Regions from separate parts of the Homo sapiens genome. Here region 2 is linked to region 1. Evidence: chromatin loops called from intact Hi-C (ENCODE). Cell type or tissue: mammary epithelial cell. All regions are shown on one strand. Links, peaks and the distances in the headings refer to the core of each region. The heading gives the core; the rest is flanking DNA.

The links. A loop is a pair of places that touch in the nucleus more often than their neighbours do. Peaks named below come from ENCODE experiments on the same cell type or tissue, not always from the same donor. Only the 100,000 strongest peaks of a DNase experiment are listed, where the experiment ranks them.
Region 2: a loop joins it to region 1, with 2.3 times the contacts of the local background. A loop is called at or near these places in 6 of 110 quality-filtered maps.

Annotation. Positions count from the first base shown.
Region 1 is chr16:2,420,898-2,426,271 of GRCh38, reverse strand. It overlaps the pseudogene ABCA17P. Among named protein-coding and RNA genes, the nearest start is that of CCNF, 5.9 kb to the left of the region's middle. RefSeq lists enhancers at 1,581-1,693, 2,817-3,582, 3,864-3,913 and a silencer at 2,850-3,144. In mammary epithelial cell, for the core only: a CTCF peak has its summit at 2,973; no DNase peak of the experiment used is centred there.
Region 2 is chr16:2,363,465-2,368,838 of GRCh38, reverse strand. It overlaps the pseudogene ABCA17P. Among named protein-coding and RNA genes, the nearest start is that of ABCA3, 25 kb to the right of the region's middle. RefSeq lists an enhancer at 1,565-1,914. In mammary epithelial cell, for the core only: no CTCF peak of the experiment used is centred there; a DNase peak (open chromatin) is centred at 2,748.

The DNA of each region.
Region 1 (5,374 bases), core at 246-5,245:
ATGAGCAAGGGGATGACCAGGACAGACCCCTTAAGGCCGGGCCTGAGGGTGATGTGATCAAATGACGCAATGCCTGCAGGGGACCAACCACAGAGTTGGCACCTGGTCGGGTCATGGTTAGTACTGTAGTCACCCCATGGCCACCGCCCTTGGAAAGGACATGCAAGATGTTCTGAGGCTGCTTCCACAGCCAGGTCTCAATAAGACCACAGGCTACTCAGGTGGGACTTGGGCATCCCTTTCTAAGGAAACGCACCTGGGTTCTCCAGCGGGCCTCTTAAGTTCTCCAGTGGGCCCCACTCTGCTCCGTGCACTGCAGTTAGGGGGACAGCCCTGTGCTGAGCTAGCTAGGTCGAGAGCTGCCTCTGTACGCCCTGGAAACCCAGGGAAGGCCATGCACACCTGGGCCAACCTGGCACTGGTCTGTCCTTATTACAGCAGGACAGGCTCTGAGGGAGGAGGCAGGGAGGGAGGCCGAGAGAAAAGCTGAGAGGGAGGCAGGGAGGGAGACTGAGAGGAAAGCCGAGAGGGAGGCAGGGAAGGAGGCAGCGAGCACGATGAGGAGCCCACCTGCTCTGCTTGCTCTCGTTGGTCTTCGCTTTGGACCAGGGGCACAGGGCATGCGAAGCTCAGGAAGACGTCCTCCATGGTGACCTGACTGCTGAGTAGTTGTCCAGCATGTACTTCTTGGCTTGCTCCAGAGTGCCAAACACCTGAGGGGAGGGAAGAGGCTGCTGTGGCCAGGCTGTCCCACAGATGCACACGGGGGAGGAGAGAGGGTGGGAAGGGCTGGCCTCCGGGACTGTGACAAGGCCCCAAAGAGGCCCATCCCTCTCTCAGCTGCTCCAGAACACCTCCTGAGAAGTCAGTGCTATGGATCTCAGCTGTCTGTGCTCTTGGGTGGGAGTGGTGTCAGAAGGCCAGAGGCCTGGTGGGGTCCCTGGCTTGCTGTGTGTCCCCAGGCATCTGGTGTTCCCTCTCTGGGCCTGCTCTCCTCTCCATGAAATAAGTGGGCAGGAGGAGCCAATCTTCAAAGTCCCTTCCAGCAGAAACACCTTCTGTTCTATGAAATCCACGTGAACGTTGCCATGGAGATGGCAGAGGACAGGGGCAGCACTGAACATGACTTCAGGAGGATGGGGAGGAGAGAAAGACAGGGAGAGAGAGAGAGAGAGACAGAGTTACCCCAGAAAGTGGGTCACGTCAAAAATGTGCGCTCAACTTCGCCCAGCTGAGGTCGCGGCCCAGCAGATGGTAATGGACCATGCCTTGGTGCTTGTCTTCAAGAACGCTGCCTGCACGAAGGAGAGATGGCGTTGCTGTGACGGCTGGGCTGGAGGATCAGGGAGGGTGCCTGGGTGCTCGGCATTGGGGTCCTCATCCCAGGGATCAGGGAGATGGGACGTGGGAGGGGCGAGGCACAGACTCTCCTCACGGCAGATGGGAAATGCCTAGGCAGGGGCCCAGGGCCCACCCAGTGGGGGCTGCCGGGGCCGGCACACACCTGGAAAGGTCAGGTCCACGAAGGCCTTGAACTCCTCCAGCACCTCCTGCTGCCCTTCACTCTGCACCTTGGCCCGCAGGGAGTAGCCACTGCTGAACTTGCTCTTGAGGTGCTGGGGGCTGCCCAGGCACTTGAACTGCCCCTGCACCATGATGGCCGCCGGCTGCACAGGGCCTCACACTCCTCCATGCTGGGGAGAGGGTGGGGCCTGAGACAGGGCTGGGGGTGTCAAAGGCTCATGCAGACAGGAAGGCGTTGGTGGCCTGATCAGGCCATTCCTGATACCAATGCTCAGAGTGTGGCTCAGGTGCAGAGCCTAGGGAATCTCCTCAAAGACTCTCCACCAGTTGCTGATGGGTCTTCTGGCCACCTGGCTTCTTCCCAGCCTACCTGGTTTTGAAACTTCCAGTGACCCACAGACCCAGGCTCTACCTATGGGAGGTGATGATGATGGCCTTGCCAGACTCGTGGGCGTGTGCCACAGCATTCCAGAACAGGCGCCGGGCCACGGGGTCCATGCCAGTGGATGGCTCATCCAGGAAGATGAAGGCAGGCTCTCCAATCAGGGCGATCAATGCCAGTGCTCAACTTCGGCTTGTTACCACCACCGGGGGTGGAAGGGAGAAGGTTGGGTGACGGCAATGGTCAGTCTCCAGCAGTGAGCACTGCCGGCTCAACACTCACCCCCTTTCCTTCTCTATTCAGGAAGTATTCCCACACCCCTCATGGGGCTTTCAGCAATGCAGTCCACCACTTTCACCCAGAGCTGAATTGTGGCTTGGGCTATCCACTCAGGAAATAACTTGTTCCCCTGGACACAGGGATGAGTCCAGGGTGAGCACACGGCCGACGAGTCTTCTTTGAGGGTTTGAAGTGTTGAGGGCAAGCACCTCTCCATCTGAGAGGAAAGGCATTGGCCCATCTTAGCTAACTTAAAAAAAAAAAACTGGATGGGCATGGTGGCTCACACCTGTAATCCCAGCACTTTGGGAGGCTGAGGCGGGTGGATCACCTGAAGTCAGGAGTTTGAGACCAGCCTGGCCAACATGGTGAAACCCTGTCTCTACTAAAAATACAAAAATTAGCTGGCCGTGTTGGTGGGCACCTGTAATCCCAGCTACTCGGGAGGCTGAGGCAGGAGAATTACTTGAACCCATGAGGCAGAGGTTGCAGTGAGCTGAGATCATGCCATTGCATTTCAGCCTGGGCAACAAGAGTGAAAACTCTAAAAAACAAAACCAAACAAAAAAACCATATAGCATTTACTATGTGCAACACACTGTTCTAAACTTCGCAAATGTGAACTCATTTGATCTTCAGAAGATGCAGGGAAACGTAAAAACCTGCTTGAAACAGGAGCCACCAAAGAGAGAAGACCCAAGGGACATCATCATCTGACCCCGGGCTCACTTTGCTAGAGGCGTGGGCACCTCTACCTCCCAATCCTGGGTGTGCAGTACCGCTGTGTGCCTCCGGGGGCGCTGCACACAACACGAAGGGAGTCCTTGGACCTGCGGGGCCTGTGGCCTTGCTTTAATTGGAGTCGGGCTTCTATCACTGACAACAGAAGCCTGAGAAATACCCCATGCGCCTTAGCAGAACATCAGTAGTTCAAGTACCGCAGACCCAGTGGTATGAGGTAACTCTGGGCTTAAAATGCAAACTTACTGAAAATAGCCCTTCATAAAGTGGCAGGGAGAAAGGTCCGTCCTCACCTTATCAGGACAGTAACACCTGTGGTGCCATCTGCCTGACCTCAGCCACGTAAGCTGCCTTTGGCCTGGGTCAGCTTCATAATCCAGTCAAGCCCAGGACCAAGAGGAAGGGGTGCCTTGAGGCAGCCCAGGCCACTTACCTCTTCCTGCAGGCCGCCCCCAACCACCTGCGCAGTGACCTCATGCCCAGAGCTGGGGGCTTTGCCCTGCTCTCCAGGTCTGGGAAGAACTGGAACTTATCTTGTAACTGGAGGTGGAGGGCCTGAAGGAAGCCCCAGATCTCACCTGTAGGTCTTGACCAGCTTGTTGGCGTACATGTACATGACTAAATCCTCAAGAATCTGGTCCACACAAGCACTGATGGGGTGCTCTGGGATGCCCCCGATCTGGGCATACATGACCAGCATCTCATGGCCTGTCATGAAGTTCAGCAGAGCATCAAACTGAGGACAGTAACCAATCCACCGCCATACCTGGGTCAGAAAACAGCCCGGAGAGGGAGGCACGTCAGAAGAAACCTCCTCCCACCAGGCTCACCAAGCCTCCAATGAGGCAAGGGCCTGGACACCTGCTGGTCTTGCTCCAGGCTGCTGCCTCTGCCACTACCCGCATCTGCCATGTGAATGCACAGGCACACTACTAAGGGGCTGTGAGTGGAAGTAGAGTAATGTAAGGGAGCCTGGGACAGCCCTTGCTGCTGGTGTTGTGGACAGGGTGGAGCGCTTGTTTGGCTCCTCCTCCAGCCCACCCAGTGTGAAACCTCAGCACACAGTGCCTCCCTACTTCCTGGTGCCTTTGAAGCATCCAGTCAATACAAGAGGCTTGCTTTGCTTTTTTCCCCTTTAGAAATATTTTCTATTAGGCATGTAATCTGCAAATAGATTTTCTTTGTAAAATATTCATGCAAAGACTCCTGCAGTCTGTTGGCTCAGCCCACTGTGGCCAGGCAGCTGTGCACCCTCTACACTTCTGTGTTGGCAAAGGCACCTGCGTGGGCCTGTGCTCCTTGCTCAGGACTGGCTGGGTGCTGTTTTTGCCAAATGGTATCATCCCATATCTACCATTCTGTAACATGCTTTTCTTTTTTATTTTCTTTTTTTGAGATGGAGTCTCGCTCTGTCGCCAGGCTGGAGTGCAGTGGCGTGATCTTGGCTCACTGCAACCTCTGCCTCCCAGGCTCAAGCAATTCTCCTGCCTCAGCCTCCTGAGTAGCTGGGTTTACATGTGCACGCCACCACACCTGGCTAATTTTTGTATTTTTAGTAGAGACAGGGTTTCACCATGTTGGTCAGGCTGGTCTCGAACTCCTGGCCTCATGATCTACCTGCCTCAGCCTCCCCAAGTGTTGAGATTACAGGCATGAGTCACCGTGGCCAGCCAACATGCTTTTCTTACTCAATATTATGTCTTAAAGATATTCCTAGGTCAGTAAATACAGATCTACCCCCACTTATTTTAACTGCTTCTTAGTTATCCAGGGAAGGCTTCTAGATTTCATTTAGCTGTTTAAAAATTTCATTTGACTCATTTCCAGGCTTTCGCTTTTATTTATTTATTTTTTTTTTGGGACAGTCTCACTCTGTTGCCCAGGCTGGATTGCAGTGGTGTGATCTCAGCTCACTGCAACCTCTGCCTCCTGGGTTCAAGCCATTCTCCTCTCAGCCCCCTGAGTAGCAGGGGCTACAGGTGCACGCCACTACGCCCAGCTAATTTTTTGTATTTTTAGTAGAGAGGGGGTTTCACCATGTTGGCCAGGCTGGTCTCAAACTCCTGACCTCAGGTTTTTGCCTTTCTGAACTTGCAGCTGACCACCCTGGTTTGTGTCCATGTTCATCTACTCCCAGGTGCTGGAAAGAGTGGGATGCCATTTCTGAGAAGTAACCACTGTTTTTCCCTCCTATTTTCTCCCCTCTTCTCCCTATTCAAACAGCTGGACAACCCTGGGCTCCACTGCCTGAGGTTGGAGGATGGGAAGGATTTTACAGAGTGCAAAACAGAAAACCACATGGAGGCTGGGCACGGTGGCTCACGCCTGTAATCCCAGCACTTTGGGAGGCTAGGCAGGTGGATCACTTGAAGCCAGGAGTTTGAGACCAGCCTGGCGAACATGGCACACACCTGCAATCCCAGCTACTCCGGAGGCTAAGACATAAGA
Region 2 (5,374 bases), core at 168-5,167, 57 kb after region 1:
GCCAAGTTTTAGGTGTTTGCTCTGTCAGGTGCAGTTAGACCCCTTTGCATGGGAGAGAGCAAGCAGATGCAAAGCAGCCACTCAGCAAGGCTCTCTCCTTCACCCTCAACAGAGGGTGACAGAGCAGAAAGTCAGCATGGCTCCCCAAGAAGAGAGGACTATGGCAGCCAGGAGTCAGGACCTGGCTTTGGGACCACATGCCAGCCCTTGGGACAAATAGGAACTCCTGGAAAAACTCCAACCTTCTGGCATTAATTTTCTGTCCTCTTATCCTGAATGACAGACAGGGAAAAGGAGATTTTCCCAGACTAGAAATGCAGATAGGGAGATTCATGAGAGGGAAAGGGAGAGGGCCAGCCAAGACCAAGAGGCCTGAAGAACAGGAACTGGGATTCTGCACCAGTGTTGCAGATGGGGCAGGGAGGATGGAATAAGAATCAAGGCAAGATCTAAAAGCATCAGTCAGAGTAAATAAAATCAAAGTGAAGCATCAGCCAATGAACAGGCCAGAAAGAGTTCAGGGATTCCCCCAAAGCAGGAACAGACTCTTTGGAGCTGCACAGACATGCAGAGAGTCCCAAGAGTGTGGATGATTATCTTCTGTTTCTTCTTCATTAAATTAAATGAGACGGATGAAATGCAAAGGATACAGTCAGTGGAGATTGTAATGGAGGCATGTTAGACATAGATCATACAATATGACATGCGTGTTGAACAGGACATGTGTTTAAAAAGATAGAATAGGGCCAAAAGTGGTGGCTCATGCCTGTAATCCCAGTAGTTTGGGAGGCCGAGGTGGGCGGATCACCTGAGGTCAGGAGTTCGAGATCAGCCTGGCCAACATGGTGAAACCCTATCTCTACTAAAAACACAAAAAATTAGCCAGGTGTGATGGTGGGCACTTGTAATCCCAGCTACTCAGGAGGCTGAGACAGGAGAATCGCTTGAACCTGGGAGGTAGAGATTGCAGTGAGCCGAGATTGTGCCATTGCACTCCAGCCTGGACAACAAGAATGAAACTCCATCTCAAAATAAAATAAAATAACCAAATAGGAGTGGTATTTGCAGGTGGAAAAGGGAAGCCGAGAAAATCTTAAACATGCATAAAGCACAGATCATGTTTCCTCCATGATGACAAATGTCACTGCTAAATTGGCCACCCACTGGTCCCTGCACTCCTTGTTCCAGTAAAATGTTTCCATCCTTCCTCCAAACAATTCAATATTGTTACAATCAAATCCATAACTACTGTTTTTACTTGCTCTAGAATGTAAGCAGTTTACTGAATGTCACATTTCTAAATGTAACTCCTTCAACCTCTTCTGAAATGCTAGTTTATGTGCTGGCAGCAAAACAAACAAAACAACAAAAGTGGCCATGCTCTTTTTTTTTTTTTGAGACGGAGTTTCGCTCTTGTTGCCCAGGCTGGAGTGCAATGGCCCAGTCTCAGTGCACCGCCACCTCTGCCTCCCAGGTTCATGCAATTCTGCCTCAGCCTCCTGAGTAGCTGGGATTACAGGCATGAGCCACCACACCCAGCTAATTTTGTATTTTTTGTAGAGATGAGGTTTCTCCATGTTTGTCAGGTCTCGAACTCCCTACCTCAGGTGATCCACCCGCCTCAGCCTCTCAAAGTGCTGAGATTACAGGCATGAGACACCGCGCCCAGCCACGGCCATGCTCTTAACACGCACAAGCTTCGGGGCTTTCTCACCAGGACTTCCCCCAACAGCAAATGGAAATTCCCGGGGTTCTTGGCGTGGATTGGGAGGGTAAAGAAAGGATGTGCACCAGCCTTCTATGTCATCTTGAAAAAATATATTCTTCCCCAGTATAAAATTCTTCTGAAAGTAACTGAAGCGCAATTGATACTTAACCTATGAAGAACAAAGAGAAAACAAATTCGGTTATGAACTCCTGAAACTCAGCAAAGGCACAGGACAGAACAAATCTGTGCTTGATGTCAGCTGTAACAGGATGAAGGATGCCCACACTGGCAGGTGTCCCCTGGGAGACCATGCTGCAACAGTGGTCTTCCCTGTGTACTCTGGAAATTCTCCGTGGTGCAAGCCTGGGAAACATACAGCCGCTCCTGAGCCCCCTTCAGGAATGGTGTGCTGCAGAACAGTTCAGAGCAAGGGCTCTGGAGCCAGACCACCCAGATTCTAACCCCAAATCTCCTACTGAATAGCCTTGACACCTTGGGCAAATTACATAAACTTCATTCCTCAGTTTCCTCATGAGTAAAATGGGGATATTAACAACGTCTACCTCATAGGCTACAGTAGGATTGAACCAGATGGTATCTGTGTTGCCTAGCATTAATAAATGCTTGAAAAACATTGTTGGTTATTTTATTAACATGTCTCTCTCCATCTACCAATAGCCCATGCAACTTCCAACAATTAATCATCAGATACACTGTACAACACAAAAGCTATACATGAGTGGTTTTCCCATCCCAGAACATAAACCAAATATTCCCATGTTTACAACATGAACTTTTCCTTAAACAAACTCACACTCATACCATATCTGAAGTCCATAAGATTATTAGTAATGACAACAATAACTAATCCTTCTGGAAAGTTATTTTGTTCCAGGCTTTGTTCTAAGCACTTTATAGGCATAAAACTCTTTTAGCCCTCACAACAATAAGGACACCGAGGCCCAGAAATGTTTTTCCAAGGTTACACAGCTGGTGAGTTGCAGGGCTGGAATGCAAGTCTGTGGAGGCTGATCTTGTAGTCTGCATCTGTCATCAGGCAGTTTAATATACGCCATCCTGTACCCTCAGGATAAAGGCTTGCTCACAACAAGCCTTCTAAAGAATTTGAAAACTGGAAGGGACCTCAAAGTCTAGGTTGTAAGACATGAAACACAGGAGCCCTTGCATATCTCCTTTGGAAATAAGATGACAAAGCTGCCACAGAGAAAAGCCGGGGGCAGGTCAGCCAACAAGACTGCAGAAGGAACACATGCTCAAGTCTCGGCAGCACAGTACAATTGTTAGAGAAAGGATGTTCTTACCGCAAGTGGCAAAGATCCATTGCTGTCATTGACGCTGTGGTCAAAAACAATTCCTGCCAATATGTAGAAAGCTTTGGGATCATCAATTATATAACGTTCAAACAAAGACACTGAAGAACAGCCTAAAACTACAGAGAGAAAAATCCCATCAGTGAGTGGCTGGTGTGAAGGCAAAGGCTACCCAGCTGCCCGCTTTCTACTTAAGGAGACTTAAGATCGACAGCTGACTGCTCCATTAACTCCAGCATTCGTTCTGCAAATACACGAGCAGAGAGAGACAGAAAATAAGGGAGGTAAGTTAAGGGACATGAATCTCATTATTTCAAGTCATAACTTTAACTGGGAAGTCTATAGTCCCAAGAACTGCTAGCAACTATCTTGGGGCATCAAGAAAGTAATGCTAAGAAGGAAGAGAATTTAAGTGCTGATCACATGATCTGAGACCTGGATCAAGCCTTGTGGTTTTTCATTAAAGAATGAGTTTTGTTCTTGTAGGAAGTTTAAGTTCACTTTTATCCTTTCAAGGCTTGTTTCTAGCCTGAGTTTTACATGTTGATTATTTTATTTTTCATTTCTAGAAGTTCTAGTTCCTTTTTTCTCCCCAAATTTGCTAGGTGACTATAATGACATGCTACCTATAAATCCTTTTACGTTGTCTTTTATTTCTTCAAACCAGCTAAACATAGGGATTTTATAACACGAGACTAATAATTCCATTATCTGGAATCTTTCCAGGTCTGTTTTTGCTGTCTGTTGTCATAGTGATAATCATCCTTGGTGTCCTGTTTCCTAGTATGTTTGCTCACTGACCTTGATACTCTTGTGGTGAGTCTTGAGATACAGAAGGAGGGTACATTATTCCAGGAAAAATATATATTTGCATCTGTCAATCTGAGTCCCACTGTCCCACTTCACAGTTCGAGGGGTTTTTCTTTTCTTCTTTCCTTCCTTCCTTTCATTCCTTCCTTTCCTTCCTTTCTTCCCTTCCCTCTGCCCTTCCTTCTTTCCTTCCTTCCTCCCTCCCTCCCCTCCTTCCCTTCCTTCTTTCTTCCCTTCCCCTCCCTCCCTCCCTCCCTTCCATCTTTCCTCCCTCCCTCCCTCTCTCCCTCCTCTCCTTCTTTCTTCCTTCCTTTTTTTTGACAGCCAAGTGATGTGAATTTGAGCTACAAATCTCAGAGCTAGGACCCTCCCTGCTGTGCTCAGTTCCAAGGCAACATTCAGGCAGTCGGGGGCATGTTTACATCCAGCACAACCTTACATTAAGTACCACCACTACAATGTAAGCATATGGGGTCCTAGATTTAAGGGGAGATAGTCTCATGATATACACCCCACCTTGAATGGGACTTAACTTTTTCTTCTTTCCCTCTGTGCCTTACAAGTCTATGAAAACGAGCATTCGATTTCCCCTAGTATGATGAATGTTTGATCAAAAGCAGTTTAGGGCCTCCACTGATCTCTTTGGGTTCTTTCCTTCATCTAGATTTTTTTTCTTTTTTTTTTGAAATGGAGTCTTGCTCTGTCTGATCTCGGCTCACTGCAACCTCCATCTCCAGAGTTCAAGTGATTCTCATGCCTCAGCCTCCCAAGTAGCTGGGATTACAAGTCGCACCACCATGCCCGGCTAATTTTTTGCATTTTTAGTAGAGACAGGGTTTTGCCGTGTTGCCCAGGCTGGTCTTGAGCTCCTGAGCTCAGGGAATCCGCCTGCCTCAGCTTCCCAAAGTGCTAGGATTACGGGCGCCACTGCACTTCAGCCTGGGCAACAGAGCGAGATTCTGTCTCAAAAAAAAAAAAAAAAGAAAGAAAGAAATTTCATAATCTCATATGTATAAGGTAACTGAATTAGAATACATAGTATTTTAGGATACCAGACAAGCATGAAGCACAACTTTCTTTTCTTTTTTTTTTTTGAGATGGAGTCTTGGCCTGTCGCCCAGGCTGAAGTGCAATGGCACGATCTCGGCTCACTGCAATCTCCACGTCCTGGGTTCAAGCCACTCTCCTGCCTCAGCCTCCCAGGGAGCTGGGACTACAGGTATGTGCCACCACGCCCGGCTAATTTTTTTGTATTTTTAGTAGAGATGAAATTTCACCATGCTGGCCAGGCTGGTCACAAACTCTTGACCTCAAGTGACCCGCCCACCTCGGCCTCCCAAAGTGCTGGGATTACAGACATGAGCTACTGCACCCGGCTGAAGCACAACTTTCAAAACAGTGATTTCCCCACATTTTACCACTGAGGGCATTTTTATTTTTTATTTTTTTAGAGACAGGGTCTCGTTCTGTTACCCAAGCTGGAGTGCAGTGGTGCAATCATAGCTCACTGTAGGTTCAAGAGATC